Linked DNA regions of Homo sapiens: all the other regions are linked to region 2. The links are chromatin contacts, found by Hi-C or POLR2A ChIA-PET in ENCODE. All regions are on one chromosome and are shown on one strand. The core of a region is the stretch at or near the end of the contact, and the rest is flanking DNA. Distances in the headings are between cores, read along the strand shown. Region 1 overlaps CLASP1 (cytoplasmic linker associated protein 1). Region 2 overlaps NIFK-AS1 (NIFK antisense RNA 1). Region 3 overlaps CLASP1 (cytoplasmic linker associated protein 1).

Evidence for each region. A loop is a pair of places that touch in the nucleus more often than their neighbours do. ChIA-PET counts read pairs that join two places held with the same protein, here RNA polymerase II (POLR2A).
Region 1: a loop to region 2 is called in a map with no recorded cell type, with 2.6 times the contacts of the local background. The contact joins two enhancer-like sites. A Hi-C loop is called at or near these places in 1 of 37 single-sample maps with no recorded cell type. POLR2A ChIA-PET finds 5 or more read pairs at or near these places in 1 of 52 experiments (AG04450).
Region 3: POLR2A ChIA-PET joins it to region 2 with 12 read pairs in activated CD4-positive, alpha-beta T cell. The contact joins two enhancer-like sites. POLR2A ChIA-PET finds 5 or more read pairs at or near these places in 12 of 52 experiments (B cell, CD4-positive, alpha-beta memory T cell, CD8-positive, alpha-beta memory T cell and 8 more).

The regions. Positions count from the first base shown.
Region 1 is chr2:121,478,237-121,482,701 of GRCh38, reverse strand. All of the region lies in intron 8 of CLASP1 (cytoplasmic linker associated protein 1), which reads left to right. Among named protein-coding and RNA genes, the nearest start is that of CLASP1-AS1, 50 kb to the left of the region's middle. Within about 2 kb of position 1,746, at least 6 of the 41 ENCODE cell types and tissues checked have a DNase peak (open chromatin) inside an H3K27ac peak, as active enhancers do.
Region 2 is chr2:121,697,536-121,701,940 of GRCh38, reverse strand. The region is part of intron 2 of NIFK-AS1 (NIFK antisense RNA 1); the gene reads right to left. Among named protein-coding and RNA genes, the nearest start is that of NIFK, 37 kb to the left of the region's middle. RefSeq lists enhancers at 1,467-1,966, 2,124-2,243. Within about 2 kb of position 1,265, at least 19 of the 41 ENCODE cell types and tissues checked have a DNase peak (open chromatin) inside an H3K27ac peak, as active enhancers do.
Region 3 is chr2:121,518,064-121,522,587 of GRCh38, reverse strand. The region is part of intron 6 of CLASP1 (cytoplasmic linker associated protein 1); the gene reads left to right. Among named protein-coding and RNA genes, the nearest start is that of CLASP1-AS1, 9.8 kb to the left of the region's middle. Within about 2 kb of position 2,672, at least 4 of the 41 ENCODE cell types and tissues checked have a DNase peak (open chromatin) inside an H3K27ac peak, as active enhancers do.

The DNA.
Region 1 (4,465 bases), core at 497-2,996, 220 kb after region 2:
TCAGGTGCTCACAGAGTTTTATGTTGGGGACTAGCTATTCCAGCAGGAAGGATAGTTTATCCCCATCTTCCCTAATTCACCCCCTAGGGTGCTCTTTGGTACTCTGGATATTAAAGTACCAGTCTCTTTGTGTTCCCTTCCTTTGCTTTTTGGCTCTAAGGGTAAGTTTATAGTCTTTCTGACATATGTTTAGAGATACTCTTCTTCAAGACTGATCTTAGTCACTCTTGGCGTGTCGCTGTAAGTTCTTTTCTCTGAGGAAGGCATAGTATTAACAGGGTTAACTTAAACTGGGCCTCCAGTTTGGCCAAGAGATTCTAACTTCAGGAACCCTAACTCCTGGACATGACTTGGAGACTTTGTCTTTAATTCTCTGTTCCCTAGTGTCCCGATGGGCACACTCGCAGAGTAGTGGGGCACCTGGGCCTGTCCAGGTGCAGAGGGAAGCTGGCTAGTTTGTTCATTATCCCCTGTCAGGAGTTCCTTGCCCCTGCTACATCTGTTCAGGAAGAGTCTTTGGAATTTGTTCTCTCTCGCTGTATATTCACTGAGCATGGTAGCCCAGGGTATTCCTGAGTTAAGTAGGATGTGCACACATTTAAAGCCGCTCACACTCTCAGTTAATGTTAAATGGACCCACGTAGTACGGGTCACATCCGAGGGTTGGTTGGTGGGCACAGTGGATCCTTTCTAAATTTGTTTGGCCCTATTTTGGATTCATAGGTCATATTGTGTGTGTGCTGTTAGGAAAACCTCACACTGAATCCTACATGCTGTTGATTGTGTGTGTTCCCACGTTGGACTGCACTCCAGAGTGAGAACCATGACTTCCCTTTCTGCATCCCAGCTCCCAACAAAGTACTTCAGACACAAGCATGCTTACTAGAGAAATGCTGGAGAGAAGAAGGAAGATGCACATGGTCACCTATTGGTATTCAGAGGCGGTATCCTCTCCAGTAGCCTTCCAGTGGTAGAGGCTAGGGCAAGACTGGTGCTCTGGGAGTCCGGTTTTATTACAGAAGTAACAAAATGATTAGTTTGAGACCAAATCACCTGTAAGGTGACCCTGTGCTCTGGACTTGAACTTCCAAGTTACAGGGCATGGAGGATTTGGAGAGAGTTTAAAACATTGATTCCACTTGATGAAAGCATATTCCTAATTGAGCTTTTTTCTTTTGCTTACAAATGACAAATTATTTTCTTTCCTGTGACCCTGAGAAAATTGTCATTGAGACCTCCTAAGGACGCTTGACAAAGGGGAAATGGATACTTTCCCTTTGGAATCAGTTCTAGAGAAGGTGGTTTTAACCTTTGGAATCAGTTCTAGAGAAGGTGGTTTAACCTCCATGTCTCAATAATGTCCATACATTTTTTTTTTGGCTGCCTAATTTGAATTAGTTGTATGGCCTTTTAAGCCCATTTTTAAAGAAAATTATGTTCCTAATTCCTCACTTCTATTGAAATATTTTTGAAGAGCTGGTTTTTTGCACGCAAAGCATAGCACAAATAATGAGGGTATAAAATAGCTGCCATTTGTCCCATACTTATGGTTTTCCTGTCTTTAATGCATTTTGTCTAATCTGCATTACATCCCTTTGATATAGTACAGAGATGCTTTGGGTTGCCAGCAATGCAGGCCTCATTCCAAGTGGTGTAAGGGAGAAGGGGAGTGACTTGGCTCATGGAACTGAGAAGTCTGGGTGTGTGGGTCTTGCGGTCCTCCTTTGGACGCATGCCAGGCATTAGACGTCGGTTCTCACTGCCCCTGACTCTGCTTTCTTTTGCTTTGCCTCTCTCTTAGGCAGGCACTGCCATTTGTTGGCTCCAACAGCTCCAGGCTTGTACCTGCATAGCTCTAAGTCCACAAGAAGAGAGGTTCTAGAATTAATTACCGTAATGGGTTGGGAGAGCCCTGATGCTGTGGCCAGGTTCCACTGAGGCAAACAAAGGTGTCATCACTCTGAGAGTGGGGGAGGGTGGTTACCCTGGGCTGTCAGTAGAAGAAGGGGGTTGATATTGGGTGGGCAGCACATTTCATAGGTAGACAGGATCATCCTTTTTCACACAGGGAAACAGAAGCCTATCTCTCTTCATTTTCTTTTTATACCTCAAATGAGGTTGGTCTTGCTGAAAGTGCAGGCCTGTGACGTTACAGCTCTGCCCCAGGACAGGCTCACTACCCAGTGCGAGCTGTGGATTTCTTCCTGCACAGAATCATCCCTGGGCTCCTCTGTTGTGAGTATGCCTGCATCTCTCTGGAGCCTGGTTATAAGTTATGTAGCAGCAGCCAGGGCATTTTCCACCTGAGACCCAAAGAGGAATTGTGCCTTGATCTGCACCTGCAGGGGGCACTCAGCAGCTCTTACCCAGTGTGAACTTTGAGCTCCTACAGTGCCTTAAGGAGCAGGCATCTGTGGAAATTGGCTTTCTGCCCTCCTCACAGTTCATTTACCTCTCCAGTTTCCGATGGTGTTTTCCTTGCCTGTCTTTCCCCGGTGTCGTCCCATTTGACCTCCCTTTGTGAAGGACTAGTAAAGCTGAAATGAATTTTGAGTTGTCACCTGTCTGTGCTCTAGTTCTCTCTTCTCACGTTATCTGTACCAGTGGTGTCATTGTTGAGATCGTCTTAAAATGCCAGCCCAGCTTTTTGGCAGCAAGCTTTTGGGTGGAAGGAATGGAACGTGATTGCATTCCACGCTCACTTCTGTGGTAGAGGATGGATTACTGGTGCCAAAGGGCAGAAGTAGCACTCTGCTAGCACCCTCAGAGCTTCTATTATGCCATTTCCACCTTTGTATTGTCAAAAATGCCAACATTTCCAGCCAAGCTGGAAATTTTTATATTCCCTGTGTTCTGACAAAAGCCTTCCTTAATTTTGTAAACAGGGAGAGGGATTTTTGTTTCAGAATATGGATATTGGAAGATTTTTTGTACAGAGTGGTAGAACCGGCCCTAATAACACTGGTCCATATTGACTGGATTGGGGGTGATACGTGTACCCCAGTTCCCATACTTTGATGGAGAAGGGGAGGTAGGAACTTAGAAGAAAAAGTCTTTATCCAGCCATTCAATTCAGACAGTGTGTTTTGCACTTTTACACTTTTCTATTTATCCAACTTCGGTTAAAATTAAGAGGAAACAGATGGGCAAGGAATATAGTTTGGATAATGAGCAAAAATTCCTCTGATATATGAACATGGAATATCTTTCTACTTATTAGGTTTGTCTTTACTGGATCTTAAGAATGTTATGTAGTTTCCTTTTGTTGAAGTTGTTAGGTGTTTTTATTGATGCTATTGTTGTTTTCTTAATTTGATGTATAGAATATACGATGGATTTTTAAATATTGGTTTTATATCCTGTAACCTCACTGAACTTGTTTATTGGTTCTAAGTTTTTGCATGCATTCTTTAGTGTTTTCTACATACCAAATCAAGTCATTTGTAAATGGAGATAGTTTTAGTTCTTCCAATCCAGTCTGCATGCTTTTTTTTTTTCTTTTTCTGGTCGGATTTCCCTGGCTAGCACGTCTACCACAATGTTGAATAGAAGTAGTGAGAGTAAACATCTTCCCTTGTTCTTGGTCTTAGGGGGAAAGCATCCGGTCTTTCACCATGTTGTTGATGGTGTGTGTGTGTGTGTGTGGGGGGGGGGTGTGTGTGTGTGTGGGGTGTGTGTGTGTGTGGTGTGTGTGTGTGGTGTGTGTGTGGGGTGTGTGGTGTGTGTGTGGTGTGTGTGGTGTGTGTGTGTGGTGTGTGTGTGGGGGGTGTTGTGTGGTGTGTGTGTGGTGTGTGTGGTGTGGTGTGTGTGTGTGGTGTGTGTGTGGTGTGGTGTGTGTGTGGTGTGGTGTGTGGTGTGTGTGTGGTGTGTGGTGTGTGGTTGTGTGTGGGGTGTGTGTGTGGTGTGTGGTGTGTGTGGGGTGTGTGTGTGGGGTGTGTGGTGTGTGTGTGGTGTGTGTGGGGTGTGTGTGTGGTGTGTGTGTGGTTGTGTGTGTGGGGTGTGGTTGTGTGTGTGGGGTGTGTGTGTGGTGTGTGTGGGGGGTGTGTGTGTGTGGGGGGTGTGTGTGTGTGTATGTGTGTGTGTGGTGTGTGTGTGTGTTTTGAGACGGAGTCTGGCTCCATCGCCTAGGCTGGAGTGCAGTGGCGCAATCTCAGCTCACTGCAACCTCCCCCTCCTGGCTTCAGGCGATCCTCCTGCCTCAGCCTCCTGAGTAGCTGGGATTACAGGAGTGTGCTGCCACGCTGGGCTCATTTTTGTATTTTTAGTAGAGATGAGGTTTCACCATGTTGGTCAGGCTGGTCTGGAACTCCTGACCTCAGGCAGTCCGCCCGCCTTGGCCTCCCAAAGTGCTGGGATTACAGATGTGAGCCACTGTGCCCAGCCTGTAGGTGGTCTTTATCAGGTTGCGGGAGTTCTCTTCTAATCCCTGCTTGTAGTGTTTTTAGCATGAAAGCGTTTTACTGTG
Region 2 (4,405 bases), core at 16-2,515:
GCAGGGTAGGGAGGGTCAGAATCTTGTAGCCTCCAGCTGCATGACTCCTAAACCACAATTTCTAATCTTGTAGCTAGTGTTAGTACTACAAAGGCAATCTAGTCCTCAGGCAAGAAGGAGGTCAGCTTGGGAAAGGGCTGTTACCATCTTTGTTTAAACTATAAACTAAGTTTCTCCCAAAGTTAGTTTAGCCTATGCCCAGGAAAGAACAAGGATAGCTTAGAAGTTAGAAGGAAGATGGAGTCGGTGAAGTTAGATCTCTTTCACTGTCTCAGTCATAATTTTGCAAAGGCAGTTTCAGTTCTTATCTCCTTGGCTGAGACCAGGAAATATATTATCACAGGAATGGAGTTGTAAGTAGTGGCTGGTTGTCTTTTGAAATAACACCATGTCACAACAGCATTCAATTATTATTAATTTACAAAGCAGCTAATCTTGATGGGCACTGTCAGATATGGGTATGGATATGGGTGAGACACTTACCCTTCCTTCAAGTTGCTCATAGTTTAGTAAGTGAGCAAACTAACTGTGCTGACTTTGGTTTTTTTGTTTGTTTGTTTGTTTGTTTGTTTGTTTTGAGACAGAGTCTTGCTCTTGTCTCTTGTCGCCCAGGCTGGAGAGCAATGGCACAATCTTGGCTCTCTGCAACCTCCACCTCCCAGGTTCAAGTGATTCTCCTGCCTCAGCCTCTCGAGTAGCTGGGATTACAGGCACCTGCCACCACGCCTGGCTAATTTTTGTATTTTTTTTAGTAGAGACAGGGTTTCGCCATGTTGGCCAGGCTAGTCTTGAACTCCTGACCTCATGATCCGCCAGCCTTGGCCTCCCAAAGTGCTGGGATTACAGGCGTGAGCCACCGTGCCCAGCCCTGACTGTGGTTTCTAACACTGTCTCTACAGGAAGCCGTCTCTCTAACAGTCTCTCAGATCTTAACCTATTTATTTGTATCCCCTTACTGAGTGGGCCCAATACCTGTGAAGGGCAGCTGTGTAACAGCATCACCACAACTCTGTTGTACGAGTTGAAGTTCATTGCATTAACTTTGAAGGATTAATTAATATAGTGTCTCTCTTCCAGGATTCCTATAGGACATGCTTCTAAGGGCTCAGGCCAGGAGTGGGCTCCATCCTCAGCTTTTTTTCAGAAGCTACAGAAGCAACTGTTTTCACCCCCATACTCAGAGCGAGTGAAATGGGGGTTGCCGGAAGAAAGTGCTTCACGACGACAGAGTGGTTATCAAAATATGCCAATCAGCCACACAGCTCCCAGCTCACCAGATTTGTCAAAGGGCCAATCAGCTCTAAGGGTTTCTGTGGAGAAAAATGCTCATTTATTGGGAGACAGAAAGGAGAGCTTTGGCTGAAACCACTTTGCCTTCACCAGCAACTTTTTAATCCCTTTGTCTGGTGCATGAAATCAGTTCCCAGAACACAGAGGTTATTAATAACTGTGGGACCTTTTCCCAGTCTCCAGATCAATTGGCAGAAGCCTCTGGTTATTTCCTTCTGGATGCTTCTATTATTTGGAGCTGAGAAGTGACCTCCTCCTCAAAACCTGTACAGATTTTCACCTGGCTTGGGAATTACACAGTCACCCACCAGCCCCCAGCCTTGCCTCCTCTCCACTCTTCCCTGGCTGGGCTGGCTCGGTGCAAGGCTGGTGTCTTTGCTTCCACCGAGAGACTACGTGCTGTCCAGTGGAGTCCAGCACGCACCTCTCTTCCCACTGGTTCCTCACTGCCAGGTGAGGTCCAGGGCGTTGATCCGGATCCATGGAGCCAGGCTGATGTACAATGAGTCACTCTGAGCTGGCTCCTCTCCTCATGCTTGGCAGAGGTCCTAGCATCAGCTGCTGGGCAGGTGCTGAGCAAGGCCGAGGTCTTAACTTGGCGACACTGGGGTGGACATTTCTCCAGGAGGAGCTGCTGTGATCGGCAGGACTCAGTAGAGAGAGTGTCTTACATGTAGGGCTTCCCCCTTCTCTCCCTCTTGCTTCCTTCCTGCGGGGGCCAAGCCATGCCTGTGGCTTTACCAGGATCTCAGTGCAGGAAATGTTGCAGCTCCTCTGACTCTCACCTCCTCTCTCAGCTCCAGGTCGCCCCTTGCTTGCTGGCCGCATCACAAGGAATGGCCCTCAGCACCCGAACCCAGACAGGCACAGTGGGCTGGACAAATCTGGGTCATACTGGCTAAACACCGTTAGCTTCCCTGTGAAATGAAAGCAAGAGCCTTCACCTTGCAAGGCTGAGGGAGGTGGGGGCAAAGCACCTCCCATGCGGGCACAGTGGGCCTCTACTGAGGGTTTGATCATTAGGAGCGTTGTCACCTCTGAGAGCTGACCTCATCTCTCCCCACAAACCCGCTCACCCGGTCTGCTTCCTGTCTGGGTGGATGGCATCATCACTCTTAGTCACTCAGACTGAACGAAGCAGCTCTCTTCTGGCTCATCTTGCACTGGCCTATTTGTATGTGTGTGTGTGGGGTAAATATACCTAAAATGCATATTTTTTTGAGACAGGGTCTCACTCTGTTGCCAAGGCTGGAGTACAGTGGAACCATCTCTGCTCACTGCAGCCTCCACCTCCAGGATTCAAACCGTCCTCCCACCTCAGCCTCTGAAGTAGCTGGGACTACAGGTGCATACCACCACGCCCAGCTAATTTTTGTATTTTTTTTGTAGAGACAAGGTTTCACCATGTTACCCAGGTTGGTGGGGTTTGTTTGTTTGTTTGTTTTGAGACAGAGTCTCGCTCTTTCTCCCAGGCTAGAGTGAAATGGCATGATTTTGGCTCACTACAATCTCCGCCTCCTGGGTTCAAGCGAGTCTCCTGCCTCAGCCTGCTGAGTAGCTGGAATTATAGGCGCCCACCACCATGCCCGGCCAATTTTTGTATTTTTAGTAGAGACGGGGTTTCACCATGCTGGCCAGCATGGTCTCGAACTCCTGACCTCAGGTGATCCACCTGCCTCGGCCTCCCAAAGTGCTGGGATTACAGGCATGAGTCACTGTGCCTGGACCCAGGCTGGTTTTGAACTTCTAAGCTCAAGCTACCCACCTGCCTCAGCCTCCCACAGTGCAGGGATTATAGGCATGAGCCACCGCACCTAGCCTAAAATGTAGCATCTTAACCATTTTTAAGTGTGCAGTTGAGTGGCATTAAGTACCTTCGCACTGTTGTGCAACCATCACCACCACCCATCCACAGAACTTTTTCACACTCTCCAACTGAAACTCTGCGCCCATTAAACACTCACTTCCCGTTCCCCTCTCCTCTCAGGTCCTGGCAACCACCATCTTACTTTCTATCACTACAAATTTGACTACTCTAGGGACCTCATGTAAGTGGAATCATACAGGATGTGTCCTTTTGTGTCTGGCTTATCTCACTTATCACAATGTTCATAACGTTCATCCGTGTAGTAGCACGTGTCAGAATCTCCTTGCTTTTTCAGGCTGAATAATATTCCATTGTATGTATATACCACATTTTGTTTATCCACTCACTGGTCTATTTTTTTTTTTTTTCAGACGGAGTCTTGCTTTGTCTCCCAGGCTGCAGTGCAGTGGCACAATCTCGGCTCACTGCAACCTCCGCCTCCCGGGTTCAAGAATTCTCCTGCCTTAGCCTCCTGAGTAGCTGAGATTACAGGTGTGTGCTACCATGCCCGACTAATTTTTGTATTTTTAGTAGAGACGGGGTTTCATCATGTTGGCTAGGCTGGTCTCGAACTCCTGACCTCAGGTGATCCATCCACCTTGGCCTCCCAAAGTGCTGGGATTACAGGCGTGAGCCACCGAGCCTAGCCTCGTTGGTCTATTTTTTTGTTTCGAAACGGAGTTTTGCTCTTGTTGCCCAGGCTGGAGTGCAATGGCATGATCTCGGCTCACTGCAACCTCCGCCTGCCGGGTTCAAGCAATTCTCGTGCCTCAGCCTCCCGAGTAGCTGAAGTACAGGCATGCACCACTACACCCAGCTAATTTTGCATTTTTTGTAGAGACAGGGTTTCTCCATGTTGGTCAGGCTGGTCTCGAACTCCCGACCTCAGGTGATCCACCCGCCTCAGCCTCCCAAAGTGCTGGGATTATGATCTATTTTTTAAAAGGACTTTTGGATAGGAAATTAACACACAGAGCTTTAAAACCCACCCACTACAGAACAGGATAGGGTGCCTCTTGTTTCCTGGTGGCCCGAAGGCAGGGCCTCCTTTGGGCCTTTCTCCCCTGCCCTCTCCCTGTCCACAGTCTTCTGTCTTTCCCTCAGCAGTGTCCTTCCTGTTGGTCTTCCTCTCTGTTCCCGCTGCCCAGCTCTGGTTTCTGCTCTAATACCTCCTCATCCTCAGGTGTTCCCACCCAGACTCTGCCTCCTAGAAGCTGGACTACAAGTGCTGCCAGGGAAGCTGCCTAA
Region 3 (4,524 bases), core at 1,423-3,922, 180 kb after region 2:
ATAGATTGTATAATTTTAAAAATGATTTATGAAGAAGCAGAGAGATAGTTTTTTAAAATAAGATAGAAAATGTGAGACTTGTCTAAAATGTTTCATTAAGCCAAAAATTCAAGTTAGCACTTCCTGCCTAGTGTCTTTAATGGCAGTTATACTTTTTGTGCCAGGAAGCCCTAGGCTTTGGTCAGGAGTTTGGAGCCTATAATGGTTTTGTGGGCTGAGTTCTAGGCCTGTGTGTCTGCTTTTGAGAAACTTCTTATTATTTGTTTTGTTTTTTCATTTCCCCCACCTCATCCATAAGATGAGGTTGGTACTCTACGGGCAGCTTTCAGTATTCTGTAGTAGACAGGATTTACAGCTAGAGTATTCCAAATTGAGCACTCTGAAAATAATCCATATATTCACATGTGCCTTAGGAATGTTTTGTCCGCACATATATTTGCACACGTGCGCGCACACACACACATACACAGACATACAATCAATCCATGTCTCCCTTCTGCCAGGAAGTTCTGCCACCTACCTCCCCGATACTAACCAAGTTAATTATTCCTGCTTCTGGGGTTCTTGTGTAGCTTGCATGTGCTTTTGCTGTTGCCTTTATTTTAATTTTTTCATTAATCTTTCCTACTAGTCTCTGAACCTCTAGAGTTAAGATTATAACTTGTTCCTCTTTGCAGTTCCCAATGCCCCATAACTATTTGAATGACTTTCCCTTATTTGCCAAGTCTCAGACCAGAGAGGACACTGTTGTATCAGTGTTGTCTCTGCACTTAGACACCTGACCTAGTAGTCAGCCTCCAGCTCTTCATTTCCCTAAAGCCAGTGTGCGGAGAATCCTCTCTCAGCTCTTCAGGCAGCGGCTAACAAAGACTGGATTTGGTGTTTAAAATTAACTTGGCAAGTGTTCGTTTCCTTGGTGGTCCGAATGCAGTGACTCAGAGCAGGGAGGCCTTTCAGAGTGGGCCACAGGTGCACAGTGTGTGTGGGCTAGGATGCTTTTGGTTACAAGTAACTGAAAGCCCAACTCAGAATCATTAGAGCAGTGGGGAAATGTGTCATTCTGCATGACGTAGGAAGTTTCCGGGATCTGCCAGTAGCTCGGAGCCGGAGTCTTGGGCACCTCAGCCTGTGTGCATTGCCTCCTAGAGCTCTCAGCACAGGCACAGCACCGGTACCACACGCACGGTTGGCCTGGCAGAGAGGAGGCTGCTGCTTTGTGAGCTCCTCTTCTGTTTTCAACTTTCATATCGAAAGGTTCAAACATACACGTAAGCAGTGAGAGTGCCATAAAGCGTCCCCATGTGCCATCAGCTCATTCGACAAGGCCAGTTCAGTTTTGTCTTCTTCCCCTCCTCCACCCCATTATTTTGAAGCAAAAGTTAGATTATGTTGAAGCAAATCTTAGACCACATTTATTTAACTCTTAAATATTTTAAAAGATAGACTTTTTTTCTTCAAAAACATAACCTTAATACCATTGTCACCTCCTATGTCCCGAGAATCAGCAGTTCTCTCCTATCATCAGATACCCAGCCAGTGTTCACTTTTCCCTGAATGTCTTTTTCCAAGAGCAGAGAAATGTTTTCTAGAAGCTTTCCCACAGATTCCCCTCATGTTTCATTGTTGGAGAGTTGCATTCCGTGCCCCTGTGTGACCCAGCTGCTGGGAAGGGACAGAATTGTGTGATGGCTGTACACTAAGGATGTACCTCCTGAGCTGAGGGAAGCTTTTCTTCCTGGAGGTGGGGATTTCAGTACGAAGTCTGTGCTTGTTGATGAGGACAGGGCAGTGGCTGTAACAGAGGCAGCCAGTGGTCCGAGGCATCCTAACAATAAGAATTCCCTTGACTAGATAAGAAAAGCCTGAGTTCTGCCTGAAGACTTTTGATTTCATCTTCACAGCACCTCACCTGCCCTTTTGCAGGCAGGCTGGCAGAGGGTTGCATCCAGTGGGACTCCCCATGCTGACTGCTGGCCCTCTTGTTGAGTTTGGTTCAAAGCCTAAAACATCTTGAAACATATGACCATTGCTAATTCCATGCTGTCTCCAGCTGGACAGAGCTCAGGAGGAGGGAGGAGCACCTCTGCTGCTGGCTTGACAGAGCTTCCATGCGGCCCTGCCACAGTTGCAGCCTGGGAGCCAGGGGTGGGCTCTTGGGCACAGCTGTGCTGGGGTGCTGGGGTACCCACGCTCCAAGGCACTGGCTGTGGGGCTGTGCTGGGTTCTAGGAGGACAGGGTGGATTTAGGGTCTCATCAGTTTATAGACTGCTTCCCTGTCCCCCACCCTAGGGCGGAAGCCTTCCTTTGAGTTTTTTGCTTTGCAGGAAGCCTTTATTTTGGCATCCACATTAAGGTGCAGTGTGCTGGTGAGAAGGATGTTGACTTGCCCCCAGAGAGGTGCTCCAGCCTGCCATTCCTGATCTGTGGGCATTGGGCAGGTGACTAACCTTGCCAGCCTCTACACCCTCCAGTGTGCAGTGACTATGAGGAAGGAAGGAACAACATGGTCAGACGTTGGAGACCTTAGATTCTGTAAAGCATACATATAAGACCTGGCAGAGCGTGCTGCATGTATGGGGCTCTTGTCTTTTTGCAGTCTTCATGGCCTGACACATTGTGGTGCCTTTCTGTGGTGAGCCTGAGGGGTCAGCAGGGAGAGGCAGTGCGAGACCAGTGAGAGCCTGTGTAGAAGTGAATAGCTGCATTGTCCTGCAGTCTCAGCTGAATGGCTTTTGTTTAAACCTCTTCTCTATTAGAGTGTCCTACTTTGCAGTACCAAAGAATACCTGTTCATCTGCAGTTCTTCAGTGAAGAATAGTTTAGACCCCTAAATGCTATCTGACCCTGTAACTTTCTAGGTCTAAGGAACGATTATTTTAAAGGATAAAGATGTTGGTTTAAAAGATAGAGATAACACTAGCCGTTGTGTTGATTGCTTTATAGATACAAACTATAGGTCACAAACTGCTGGCATAAAGCTGGTTTCAGCCTGTAGATTTGTGGGTGTGTGTATGCTTGTGCCTGCAGAATGTTTTAATTTTACATTTTGAGTTCAAATGAGTTTATATTTGGGAGACTTATATTTTTAACTTTTCTTGAAAGGGTAGAAGGCCTGGTAAAGCTGTGCTACCATTCCTCTGTGGCTGGGTGGTGGTGGCCCATCTGCCTGAGCACCTTATCCCTCTTCTGTCCCTGCCTCCAGGGTTCCCTGCCAGTGCCATTTGTCACCCTGCACTCAGCCTGCTGCAATCACTCACTCCTCATGTCACTGCCTGGCCTGTGTAGGCGTTTCAGTTCATTTTCACCTAGTAGGCACTCAAATATTTGTTGAATGAAACTGTTATTTCTTTCAGTCCTCAGAGCAACCCTCAGTTTACAGAGGAGGAAATTGAGACCAAAGGAGTTCTAGTGTTTTGTCTAAGGTTACACAGCTCCCTAAATGGCCAAGTAGGTCCTTAAGTCTACTTATTAATATTTGACTCTAAAGCTAGTAATTTTTCCAGTAAATCTCTTAAACGTTTATGGCCCAGACTTTCTAAGTAGCTGCCTGGGTATTGATTGTTCTTTAAAGAGATCACCCATTGAGATTTGCTCTGAGCAGATGTTATCCCTAGAAACTAAGCAATGGTGATACACTTTAATAGTATTCAAGGTATAGTAGCATTGACTACTTCTGTAATATATGCATTTTTCTTTTTTTCTTTTTCTTGAGACAGCGTCTTGTTCTGTCACCCAGGCTGGAGTGAAGTGGTGTAATCTCGGCTCACTGCAACCTCTGCCTCCTGGGTTCAAGCGATTCTTGTGCCTCAGTGTCCCAAGTAGCTGGGACTAACAGGCGCTCGCCGCCATGCCCAGCTAAAGTTTTTTTTTTTTGTATTTTTAGTAGAGACGGGGTTTCACCATGTTGGCCAGGCTGGTCTCGAACTCCTGACCTCCAGTGATCTGCCTGCCTCGGCCACCCAAAGTGCTGGGATTACAGGCATGAGCCACCGCGCCCGACCGCATTTTCAATGTAAAAATATTCCCTAACATTAGAAATTATTTTTTTCCCTCAAAATAAACTGATAATCTGTGTTTGTCAGCTCTGGCTGCCATAACAAAATGCTGTAGACCGAGTGAGTTAAACAACAGAAATTAATTTTTTCACAGTTTTAGAGGCCGGGTTCTGGTTGGGGCTCTCTTCCTGGCTTGTAGATGGCTGCCATCTCACTATGTGCTTATATGACCTCTTCTGTGTGTGTACCCAGCTCTCTGGCTTCTCTTATGAGGACACTAATCCTCTAATTTTAGGGTCCCGCCATCATGACCTCATTTAACCTTAATTGCCTCCTTTTTTTTTTTTTTTTTTTTTTTTTGAGACGGGGGTCTCGCTCTGTCACCCAGGCTGGAATGCAGTGGTGTGATCTCAGCTCACTGCAACCTCTGCCTCCCGGGTTTAAGTGATTCTCCTACCTCAGCCTCCCAAGTAGCTGGGATTACAGGTGTGTGCCACCACGCCCAGCTGATTTTTGTATTTTTTAGTA